2 separate regions of the Homo sapiens genome follow, and region 1 is linked to region 2. Evidence: read pairs that join two places in POLR2A ChIA-PET (ENCODE). Cell type or tissue: K562. All regions are shown on one strand. Links, peaks and the distances in the headings refer to the core of each region. The heading gives the core; the rest is flanking DNA.

Region 1 (6,069 bases), core at 847-4,846, 76 kb after region 2:
GGGTCTAATTTCATTCTTCTGCATATGGATACCCAGTTTTCTCAGCACCATCTATTGAAGAGGATGTCTTTTTCCCAATGTAAGTTCTTGGCACCTTCGTTGAAAATCAGTTGGCTGTAAATATGTGGGTTTATTTCTGGGTTCTCTGTTCTGTTCCCCTGGTCTATGTGTCTGTTTTTATAGCAACACCATGCTGTTGTGGTTATTATAGCTTTATAATACATTCTGAAGTCAAGTAGTGTGGTGCCTCCAGCTTTGTTCTTTTTGCCCAGGATTGCTCTGGTTATTCAAGCTTTTTTGGTTCCATACGAATTTTAGGATTGCTTTTCCTAAATTGTCATTGGTTTCTTGCTAGGGATTGCATTCAATCCATAGGTTGCTCTGGGTAGTAATGTTATCTTAACAATATTCTTCCAATCCATGAGTACAAGATGCCTTTCCATTCGTTTGCATCTTCAGCTTCTTTCATCAGTGTTTTGTAGTTTTTCTTGTCAAAGTCTTTCATTTCCTTAGTTAAATTTATTCCTAAGTTTCTTCTTCTTTTTCTTTTTTTTTTTTTTGTAGCTATTGTAAATGGGATTGCTTTCTTGATTTCTTTTTCAGCCAGTTCATTATTGGTGTATAGGTTTGCTACTGATTTTTGTATGTTGATTTTGTATCCTGCCACAATTGGTTTATCAGACCTAAAAGTTTTCTGATGAAGTTTTTCTAAGTATAAGATCATGCAATCTGCAAATAAGGACTATTTGACTTCCTGTTTTCCAATTTGGATACCTTTTGTTTCATTATCTTGTCTGATTGTTCTGGCTAGGGCTTCTGGTACTATGTTTAATAGGAGTGGTAGAGGTAGACTTCCTTGTCTTATTCTAGTTCTTTGAGAAAAGGTTTTCAGCTTTTCCCCATTCAGTATAACGTTCGTTGTGAGTTTGTCATAGATGGCCTTTATTGTGTTGAGATATGTTCCTTCTATGCCTAGAGACTTGAAAGTTTTTCGGTTTTGGGTTTTTTTTTGTTTTGTTTTGTTTTTTGAGACAGTCTTGCTCCATCACCCAGGCTGGAGTGCAGTGGCACGATCTTGGCTCACTGCAAGCTCCGCCTCCCGGGTTCATGCCATTCTCCTGCCTCAGCCTCCTGAGTAGCTGGGACTACAGGTGCCCGCCAGCACGCCCAGCTAATTTTTTTGTATTTTTAGCCAGGATGGTCTCGACCTCCTGACCTCGTGATCCGCCCACCTCGGCCTCCCAAAGTGCTGGGATTACAGGCATGAGTCGCCACGCCCAGGCTGTTTGTTTGTTTTTTGAGACAGAGTCTCACTCTGTTACTCAGGCTGGAGAGCAGTGGCACAATCTCGGCTTACTGCAACCTCCGCCTCCTGGGTTCAAGTGATTCCCCTGCCTCAGCTTCCTAAGTAGCTGGGATTACTGGCGCCCACCACTATGCCCGGCTAAGTTTTGTATTTTTAGTAGAGACAGGGTTTCGCTATGTTAACCAGGCTGGTGTTGAACTCCTGACTTTAGATGATCCACCCGCCTCGGCCTCCCAAAGTGCTGGGATTACAGGCATGAGCCACCATGCCCAGACCTCACTGAAATTCTTTAATAGCAATATTTTGAATCCTTTTTCTGGCTGTAGGGACTAGCCCCACAGGGTCAGTGGGTTTTTCTCCCCGTGTGCGGAGACAAGAGATTGTAGAAATAAAGACACAAGACAAAGATTAAAAAAAAGACAGCTGGGCCCGGGGGACCACTACCACCAAGACGTGGAGACCCGTAGTGGCCCCGAATGTCTGGCTGTGCTGTTATTTATTGGATACAAAGCAAAAGGGGCAGGGTAAAGAGTGTGAGTCATCTCCAGTGATAGGTAAGGTCACATGGGTCACGTGTCCACTGGACAGGGGGCCCTTCCCTGCCTGGCAGCCAAGGCAGAGAGAGAGAGGAGAAAGAGAGAGAGACAGCTTATGCCATTATTTCTGCATATCAGACTTTTAGTACTTTCACTAATTTTGCTATTGCTATCTAGAAGGCAGAGCCAGGTGTACAGGATGGAACATGAAGGTGGACTAGGAGCTGAAGCACAGCATCACAGGGAGATGGTTAGGCCTCCGGATAACTGCAGGCGAGCCTGACTGATGTCAGGCCCTCCACAAGAGGTGGAGGAGTAGAGTCTTCTCTAAACTCCCCCGGGGAAAGAGAGACTCCCTTTCCTGGTCCGCTAAGTAGCGGGTGGTTTTCCTTGACACTGAGGCTACCACTAGACCACTGTCCGCTTAGCAACAGGCGTGTTCCCAGACGCTGGCGTTACCGCTAGACCAAGGAGGCCTCTAATGGCCCTGTCCGGGCATAACAGAAGGCTCGCACTCTTGTCTTCTGGTCACTTCACACTATGTCCCCTCAGCTCCTATCTCTGTATGGCCTGGTTTTTCCTAGGTTATGATTGTAGAGCGAGGATTATTATAATATTGGAATAAGGAGTAATTGCTACAAACTAATGATTAATGATATTCATATGTAATCATGTCTGTGATCTAGATCTAGTATAACTCTTGTTGTTTTATATATTTTACTATACTGGAACAGCTCGTGCCCTCGGTCTCTTGCCTCGGCACCTGGGTGGCTTGCCGCCCACACTGGCACTTTATAAATTTCTTTTCATTGGAATTTGTTGTGTGAGCATTATCACACTCCTTTGGAGGTTTCATATTTTCTTGCTTTTTCAAGTCTCTTATGTCCCTACATTGATTTTTGCGCGTCTGGTGTAACAGTCACTTCTTCCCATTTTTTGGATTGGCTTTCATAACGGAAGACTTTTTCATGAAGACATCGTATCTGTGGTGTTCACTGGGTAATGCTCTTCAGCTTTGATTCTAGCGTGCAGTCATGTAGTCTCTATGATTTTTTCAGCTACAAACAGCATTAGTAGTGTCTGACTTCCTCAGTGGCTTAGGATGTGGTTGTCACTGGAGGCTGTATTGAGACTTTGCTGGGGATGGGATGCCAGGTGGGTCAATCCTTGGCCTCCAGTGGTGACAGAGGCAGGCTGAGCATACCTATCCTTTGGCCTTTGGGGGTATACACAAGTACTGGTGTTAACAGGTCCAGATGGGCCAATTCATGAACCTCCACGTGGCTCACTTTGGTGCCAGCAGGGGCAGCAGTCAGCAAGGATGATGAGTGGGTCCTTGGGTCCCTGGGCTGCATGCATGGCATGATGGTGGCAGTGGCAATGGTGGGACAATCCTTAACTTCCCAGGCAGCAAACACTGGTGTTACCAGTGGCTGAGATGGGCTAGGTGGGTGATGCATGTCAGTGTGTGCCAGTGGTGATGGTGGCAGCAGGCTGGGTAGACCCATCCTCAGACCCCCAGGAGGAGTATATAGATACCAGTGGTGGCAGATGGGCAGGGCAATGCCAGGGCCCTAGGCAGCATGCTTGGGCATTGTGGGGAGCAGTGCCTGACTGGGTGGGCCCGTCCTCAGGCCCTGTGGTGGTGCACGTGGGTGCAGGTGGTGAACAGGCTGAGGCAATCCCTTGGCTGCTATGTGGCATGCTTGGGTGTTAGTGGTAGTGGCAGTTGTCGGCAAGGAGATCCTGTCCTCAGGGCATGTACAAATGTGCATGGCACTGCTGCTGGTGCAGGGGCAGGACTGCTGTCAATGGCAGCAGCCCCAGGCATGCAGCTCTCAGGCTCTGGGAAATACATGCTTTGGCCCCTGGTGAGGTGTCGGTAGTGGCCGTGGCCGTGGTGGCAGTCCTTTGTTTATTTTAGCCTATATTTTTTTTTTTTTTTTTTTGAGACAGAGTCTCACTCTGGCCCAGGCTGGAGTGCAGTGGTGCAATCTCGGCCCACTGCAAGCTCCGCCTCCCAGGTTCACACCATTCTCCTGCCTCCGCCTCTCGAGTAGCTAGGAGTACAGGCGCCTGCCCCCACACCCAGCTAACTTTTTTTTTTTTTTAATTTTAGTAGAGACACAGTTTCACCATGTTAGCAAGGATGGTCTCAATCTCCTGACCTCGTGATCCGCCCACCTCAGCCTCCCAAAGTGCTGGGATTACAGGCGTGAGCCACTGCGCCCAGCCTTAATTTTTTTTTTATTTTTTATTTTTGTTAAGACAGAGTCTTGCTCTGTCACCCAGGCTAGCATGCAATGGCACAATCTTGGTTCACTGCAACCTCTGCCCCCTGGGTTCAAGTGATTCTCCTACTTCAGCCTCCCAAGTAGCTGGGATTACAGGCATACACCACCACACCCAGCTAATTTTTGTATTGTTTGTAGAGACAGGGTTTCGCCATGTTGCCCAAGATGGTCTCGAAATCCTGGACTCAAGTGATCCTCCCACCTTGGCCTCCCAAAGTGCTGGGATTACAGGCGTGAGCCACCGCGCCCGGCCTCCTTCACTTGCTTTCACTTTACTCTGCTGGCTCACTCTTGAATTCTTTTCTGCACGAAGCCAACAACTCATGTGGCCTCCCAGGCTGAATCCCAATTTGGGGGTTCACCCTGTGACATTACAGTGACTTATTTATTTAATCTAGCTATTCTCCTGACCCAGGCAGAAACAGAGTTTCATTCGAGTCCCAGCACTGATGCCAACAGGGGGCCAATGTCCTCTGCGGGAGGATTTCACTCGGGGCTTGAGCAGCTATCCCAAGGGAGCTGGCTCCACTTCCACCCCAAGCAAGCAAGCACAAGGCCGAGGGAAGGCCATCTGGGCTGGGAGTCAGACCACTGGACTCAACTTGGAGATCTTCCTGCAGAAAAAAAAAAAAAAAATGTGGGCTTGGTGATTCACTACCCTGTTCTTGTCCTTGGTTTTCTCTTCTGTAAAATAAGAAATTTTTTTTGAGACAGGGTCTCACTCTGTCACCCAGGCTGGAGTGCAGTGGTGTGATCTCATCTCACTGCAACCTCCGCCTCCCGGGTTCAAGCGATTCTCCTGCCTCAGCCTCCTGAATAGCTGGGATTACAGGCGCATGCCACCACGCCTGGCTAATTTTTGTATTTTTAGTAGAGACGGGGTTTCACCATGTTGGCCAGGCTGGTCTCGAACTCCTGACCTTAGGTGATCCGCCCGCCTCGGCCTCCCGAAGTGCTGGGATTACAGGTGTGAGTGACTGCGCCCAGCCTAAAATGGGAATTTTTAACAACGGGTTCGACAAACATGCACCATCCCTTCTGAGCGCTTTGCATGTATTAACTTACGCAATGCCCGGAACCCTATGAAGTGGCTGCTGTTATCACTGCCATTTTATAGTGGAGGGAACCAAGGCACAGCGAGGCCAAGCACTATTCCCAAGGTCACACAGCCAGCAGGTGGCCGGGCGGGGCTCTATCCCGTGCTGTCAGGCACCAGAGAGACTCGGCTCTTCGGCCCCAGGCCGGAGCCTCCCTGCACTGACGGGATCGCGAATGGGGTTTGTGTGTGTCCTCCCCACTGGGATGCGAGCTCCGGGGGCGGGGACCCCTTCTGGCGCGGGAGGCATTTAATGAGCTCTCTGGAGAAAGAGAGTCTTAGGAGAGCCAATTCCCTTCTTAGCCGCCTAAAACCCCCTGCAGGGGTCTGCTTTGTGAACTGTATTCGAAGTCAGGGCTTCTAGTCCCCGTAAACCGACCAGAAGGAAATCACCGGCTTGGACGGTCTGAGTCTGGGATGGAGCAAAACCCACTCCCGGCGGGGTACGCGCGCCACCTGGCGGCAGACTCCTGCTAAGACAAACTCCGCCCAGAGGCCAGAAATGATTGGTTTTGGAAGCGTGGGGTCTGCAAACCGGCTATTGTCTGAAAATCAGTATGTCAAGCTGGGGGGAGCCTACCAGTGGCTTTCAAACTTTTCTGACCATGACTCACAGTAAGAAATCATTTCGCGCCCGGCGCGGTGGGTCACACCTATAGTCCCAGCAGTTTGGAAGGCTGAGGTGGGCGGATCACGTGAGGTCAGGAGTCGAGACCAGCCTGGCCAACATGGTGAAACCCCGTCTCTACTAAAAATACAAAAATTATCTGGACTTGGTGGTGTGCACCTGTGGTCCCAGCTACTCAGGAGGCTGAGGCCGGAGAATCGCTTGAACTC
Region 2 (6,069 bases), core at 796-4,795:
CACACATTATTTCTCGCTAATACAACTTTCCAGGCACCAGCCTCTATACAGTTTAAAAATACATATATTTTTAATTAGCCAGGCATGGTGGCCCACGCCTGTAATCCTAGCTACTCGGGAGACTGAGGCAGGAGAATCGCTTGAACCCGAGAGGTGGAGGTTGCAGTGAGCCGAGATCGCGCGACTGCACTCCAGCCTGGGTGACAGAGCGAGACTCCGTCTCAGAAAAGAAAAAATTTTTGTTTAATTTTTTTTCTTTTTTTTTTTTTTTTTTTTTTAGAGACGGAGTCTCGCTCTTTCTCCCCGGCCGGACTGCAGTGGTGCTATCTCGGCTCACTGCAAGCTCCGCCTCCCGGGTTCATGCCATTCTCCTGCCTAAGCCTCCCGAGTAGCTGGGATTACAGGCGCCTGCCACCGCGCCCAGCTAATTTTTTGTATTTTTAGTAAAGATGGGGTTTCACCGTGTTAGCCAAGATGGTCTCGATCTCCTGACCTCGTGATCCGCCCGCCTCGGCCTCCCAAAGTGCTGGGATTACAGGCATGAGCCACCGCGCCCGGCCTTTTTTTTAATTTTTAATTTACCTGGGTACATAGTAGGTGTATATATTTATTGGGTACATCTAGGCAATTTGGTCTTGTGACACCAGTGTCAACACCCAGGTTTGCCTGGCAGAGAGGGAAGAGGCAGTGAGACCTCTAGCTTCACAAAAATGCTCACCAGTATTTGTGCCTTTGAGAAAGAGATGTTATTTTACATATTATTAGCAGGACAACAAATCACTAAGTTAGTCTGGCTAACTTAAGTTAGAATGACTGGCTTTCTAGAGAGTAAAAGATACTTGACCAACAGCCTTTGCAGTCCAGATGTCTTACATGACTCCTTTGTTTGAAAAAACAGAAGGGCAGATTTATGCCACAGAGTGTTTCTGCTCTTCTGCAGCCTGAGGAAAAGGAATCCAGGACCCCTTCTCTCCTCATGTGGCTGAGATTTCTTTCACCAGCTGATGGGGATGGCCTGTGGTTTTTAAGGACAAGCTCTATAATTTCAAAAGTCAGTACCTAGAGGAAATAGACAGGCCTGAGGAGCTCAGAACTTCCTATCAAAGAAGAAAGGGAAGAATAGAAATATTAATGACTGGAATATAGTAACTTGGGTACAAGGCATGATATGGTCACAGCAAGCACTAACATAAAAGGCTTTCTATGGGCCAGGCCCTGTTCTCAGCACCTCATATAAATGTATTCATTTAGACCTCATCGACCATTCTATCAGATAGGAGCTGGGAGAAGCCCCATTTTACAGTGGGGTAGACTGTGACACAGAGAGGTTAAGTAGCTTGCCCAGCATGTAGCAGATCTGGGATTGAAATCTGGCAGCCTGGGGCCAAACCTGTGATTTTAAGGACTCCACTGTTTGCATTTGCAACAGAAGCCAGCCTTTACAGTGAATAAAGGAAAAGGGTTTGATCAGAATGGTCTCTTGCAGCCAGGGTGGTAGCTCATGCCTACAATCCCAGCAGTTTGGGAGGCTGAGGCCGGAGGATTGCTGGAGGCCAGGAGTTCCAGACCAGCCTGGGCAACATAGTGAGACCCCGTCTCTAAAAAAAAAACTTAAAAAATTAGTCAGTTGTGGTGGCACATACCTATAGTTCCAGCTACCTGGGAAGATTGCTTGAGCCCAGGAGTTTGAGGCTGCAGTGAGCCATGATTATGCCACTGCATTCCTCCCTGGTGACAGAGTGAGACCCTATCTCTAAAAAAATTTAAAAATGAATATTCTCTTTCAAGGTGAAATTAAATCACAAGCCCATGTTTATATTAACTTCTATTTCAATAGTTTCACTTTTTTTTTTTTTTTTTTTTTTTTTTGAGGCAGAGTTTCACTCTTGTTACCCAGGCTGGAGTGTGATGGTGAGATCTCGGCTCACCACAACCTCTGCCTCCCGGGTTCAAGTGATTCTCCTGCCTCAGCCTCCCGAGTAGCTGGGATTACAGGCGTGCACCACCACGCCTGGCTAATTTTATATTTTTAGTAGAGACGGGGTTTCTCCATGTTGGTCAGGTTGGTCTTGGACTCCTGACCTCAGGTGATCCGCCCACCTCGACCTTCCAAAGTGCTGGGATTACAGGCACGAGCCACCGTGCCCGGCCAATAGTTTCACTTTTAATTGCTAATGTACAGTAAGCCTGAGACTATAAGAACAAATAAATGGCCTTTTTTTGTTGCTGCTGTTTGTTTTGTTTGTTTGAGACAGAGTTTTCACTCTTCTTGTCCAGGCTGGAGTGCAATGGCATGATCTTGGTTCACTGCAACCTCCACCTCCCGGGTTCAAGCAACTTTCCTGCCTCAGCCTCCTGAGTAGCTGGGATTACAGGTGCATGCCACCACACCTAGCTAATTTTTTTTTGTATTTTTAGTATAGACAGGGTTTCACCATGTTGGACAGACTGGTCTCAAACTCCTAACCTCAGGTGATCTGCCTGTGATGGCCTCCCAAAGCGCTGGGATTACAGGCTTGAGCCACCGCACCCGGCGTATTGCTCTTTGTTAGATGCTCGTTACAAATAGCACTGCCATAATGAAGGGCAATACAAACTGCCTGTTGTACTTCATCCTTGTTAATTTCCCTTCTTCACTTAACTGGCTTAAAACTCTTCTATATCCTCATTTGTCATAGTCTCAGTATGTAATTTGGACTTTTAAAAAGTATCAGGAATTAGCTCAGAGAGATGCAAAGCATAGAGAGTAATTTAGTGAACACTCATCATTCTACTAAATTAGTCAGGATAGAATAGGCTGTGCTGCCATGACAAATAAACCCTGAAATCTTGGTGGCTCAATACAGCAGAAGTGTATTTGTTGATCATGAGGTTCCAGTGTGGACCAGGCAGCCCTCCTTCATCTTGCTATGTCAGTTGGGAGCCATGGCCTCCAGGGCCATCCCTGCAGGTGGAGGGGGAGGCAGAGGAGGTATTCTGACTCCTAACTGCCTCGGCCATGAGATGACTCTACTCACACCCCATTGGCCAGAATTAGTCATGTGGCCTCTACCTTGCTGCAAGGGAACCTGGGAAGTATAGGGGAGCATATTGATATTTGGGGAACATTGACTGTCACTCCCATTCCCATTGCATGTTTTAAGAAGTGAACATCACAAACAGTTGAAGACCCTGGTTGTGCCTCCTGCCACTCACCCTGTGATTAAGAGCAGTTCAACAATACTTCCACTGACCTTCAGCTGGCCCGTTTCACTTTGTGTTTGTTCATTCTGTTTTGTAGCATGATCTCCTTCTGTCCAGACTGTGGCAAAAGTATCCAAGCGGCATTCAAATTCTGCCCCTACTGTGGAAATTCTTTGCCTGTAGAGGAGCATGTAGGGTCCCAGACCTTTGTCAATCCACATGTGTCATCCTTCCAAGGTAAGAACCAGAGCATTGAGCCTGTTTCTGCGGTGGGAATAAGGTGCATACACGTGTGTGTCTGCGGAGGGAGGATGCCTTTGCAGCCTGTCTGACCCTGTCCTGACACTGGAGAAGCCCAGGCCTCAGGACTGGACCCCTCTGTCTACCATCAGTCTCTTGGCCTCTTATTGGCCTCATGGCTTTGAACACTGTCTCCATGTTAACATCTCCTTCATTTCTATCTCCAGCCAGCCTGGACTCCCCTGCTTGGAGGAGATATATGTGCAGCCTGCCAGCTTGGCACCTGCAGGTTGAGTATCCCTTATCCGAAATGATGAGGACTGGAAGTATTCTGATTTTGGATTTTTTCAGATTTTGGGATATTTGCATTATACTTACTGGTTGAGCATCCTGATTCAAAAATCTGAAATCTGGCTGGGCACAGTGGCTCATGCCTGTAATCCTAGCACTTTGGGAGGCTGAGGCAGGCAGAGCACTTGAGGTCAGGAGTTCAAGACCAGCCTGGCCAACATCCTGAAATCTCATCTCTACTAAAAATACAAAAATTAGCTGGGCATAGTGGCGCATGCCTGTAATCCCACCTACTTGGGAGTCTGAGGCAGGAGAATTGCTTGAACCCAGGAGGCGGAGGTCGCAGTGAGCCGAGATTGCACCATTGCACTGCAGCTTGGGCAACAGAGTGAGACTCGATGTCAAAAAAAAAAAATCTGAAATCCACAGTAGTCCAGTGAAATTTCCCTTGAGCATCCTGTTGACACTCAAAGTTTCAGATTTTGGAGCATTTTGCATTTCAGATTTCCGGATTTGGGATGCTCAGCCTGTGTTGGATGTCCTGGTCACATCTTAGTCTGAACATGCCTTCACCTGAGCTCCTGGTGTTCCTGCCGCCTGCCCTAGACTTCCCCATTGCCATGAATAGCACTCCATTCATCCAGTTTCCCAGGCCGGACCCTGGGGATCATCCTTGAGTTCTCTTTGTCTCGCACCCCGTGACACACCCACCCCTTCAGCAAATCTTGTTGGCTCCCTCTTTACAATCAGTGCAGTATCAGCCCACTTCCTTCTCCGCACCTCCCACATCCCTGGTCCTCACCTCTCTTATGCAGAAGCCTTCTTGCCCTCTGCTCCCCTCTCTTGTCCCTGTAGTCGTCTTCACGCAGCCACCAGAGAGATCCTGTGAATACAGTCAGAGCCCATCATTCCTCTGCTCATACTTCCCCAAGTGAGGTGAAGGGACCAGGTCCCCATTTCCCCTCAGACCCCACCTCCCGACCCTCCTGCTATTCCAGCCACACTGGCCTCCTGGCTGCCCCTCCACACCTCAGCACGCCTGGGCCTCAGCCTGTGCGCTTGCCGCTCCCTCCTGGACGCCTCTTCCCTTATGGGCCTGCATGCCCCACTCTTTCACTGCCTTCAGGTTTTGTTTTTAGTTGTTTTTGTTTTTGAGACTGAGTCTTGCTCTTTCGCCCAGGCTGGGGTGCAGTGGCGCAATCTTGGCTCACTGCAACATCTCGGCTCACTGCAACCTCCGTCTCCCAGGTTCAAGCAATTCTCCTGCCTCAGCCTCCCAAATAGCTGGGATTACAGGCGCCTGCCACCAAGCCCAGTTGATTTTTTGTATTTTTAGTAGAGACAGGGTTTCACCATGTTGGCCGGCTGGTCTCAAATTCCTGACCTCAAATGATCCACCCGCCTCGGCCTCCCAAAGTACTGGCATTACAGACGTGAGCCACCATGCCCAGCTTTGTTTTTTTTTAAACAGTCTCGCTCTGTCACCCAGGCTGGAGTGCAGTGGCCCCAATCTCAGCTCACTGCAATCTCCGCCTCCCGAGTTCAAGTGATTCTTGTGCCTCAGTCTCCCGAGTAGTTGGGATTACAGGTATGTACCACCATGCCCGGCTGATTTTTATATTTTCAGTAGAGATGGGGTTTCACCACGTTGGCCAGGCTGGTCTTGAACTCCTGGCCTCAAGTGATCTACCTGCCTCAGCCCCCCAAAGTGTTGGGATTACAGTCATGAGCCACTGCGCCCAGCCATGCCTTCAGATATTTATTCAATTGTTACTTTCTCAGAGACACTTTCCCTACCACTACTAATTAAAGTTGCATCTTCCCTCTATGCAATGATCCTGTCCCCCTTCCTTGCTGTGTATTTCTTTTTGGTACTTGTCTCAACCCTATTAAATACATTATTTTGCTTGGATTGCTTCTTCTGTAAGCTCCATAAGGACAGAAACTTTTTGTGTTTCTGTAACCTGTGTTGATTGTGGTTTTGTAACCTGCTGTTTGCACAGCACCTGGGTCTGTGCCTGGCATGGTATTGGGTGCTGAGAAATCTTACTGACTGGTTGAATGAATTAATTAAATATCAGTAGTAGGTCTTGCTCACTGGAAGGCCCAAGCCCAGATACTATATTGGTAAATCAAAGAAGGTTTATCCATCGGACAGTTGTGCAGAAGGCAGTCAGCATACATGGCGGGGAGTCAAGTGACATTCATTTTATCATTTGGGAGTGTGTTTAGCTGCAGATAACAGAAAATGCTATGACAAGGGTTTAAACAAATGATTAGGTTTATTTCTTCTTTTCTTTCACTGGCAAGTATGTAGAGCAATATTTTTCTTACTAAAAGGGGACAGTGCGTATT

The links. ChIA-PET counts read pairs that join two places held together with the same protein. Peaks named below come from ENCODE experiments on the same cell type or tissue, not always from the same donor. Only the 100,000 strongest peaks of a DNase experiment are listed, where the experiment ranks them.
Region 1: POLR2A ChIA-PET joins it to region 2 with 6 read pairs; 8 of 35 experiments call an interaction of 5 or more read pairs at or near these places.

Annotation. Positions count from the first base shown.
Region 1 is chr19:49,937,450-49,943,518 of GRCh38, reverse strand. No RefSeq gene overlaps it. Among named protein-coding and RNA genes, the nearest start is that of MIR4751, 7.4 kb to the right of the region's middle. In K562, for the core only: no CTCF peak of the experiment used is centred there; no DNase peak of the experiment used is centred there.
Region 2 is chr19:50,013,375-50,019,443 of GRCh38, reverse strand. VRK3 (VRK serine/threonine kinase 3) reads left to right here. Exons shown (of 15, transcript NM_016440.4): 3 at 3,281-3,420. The coding sequence starts at 3,282. Among named protein-coding and RNA genes, the nearest start is that of VRK3, 9.0 kb to the left of the region's middle. In K562, for the core only: no CTCF peak of the experiment used is centred there; a DNase peak (open chromatin) is centred at 3,011.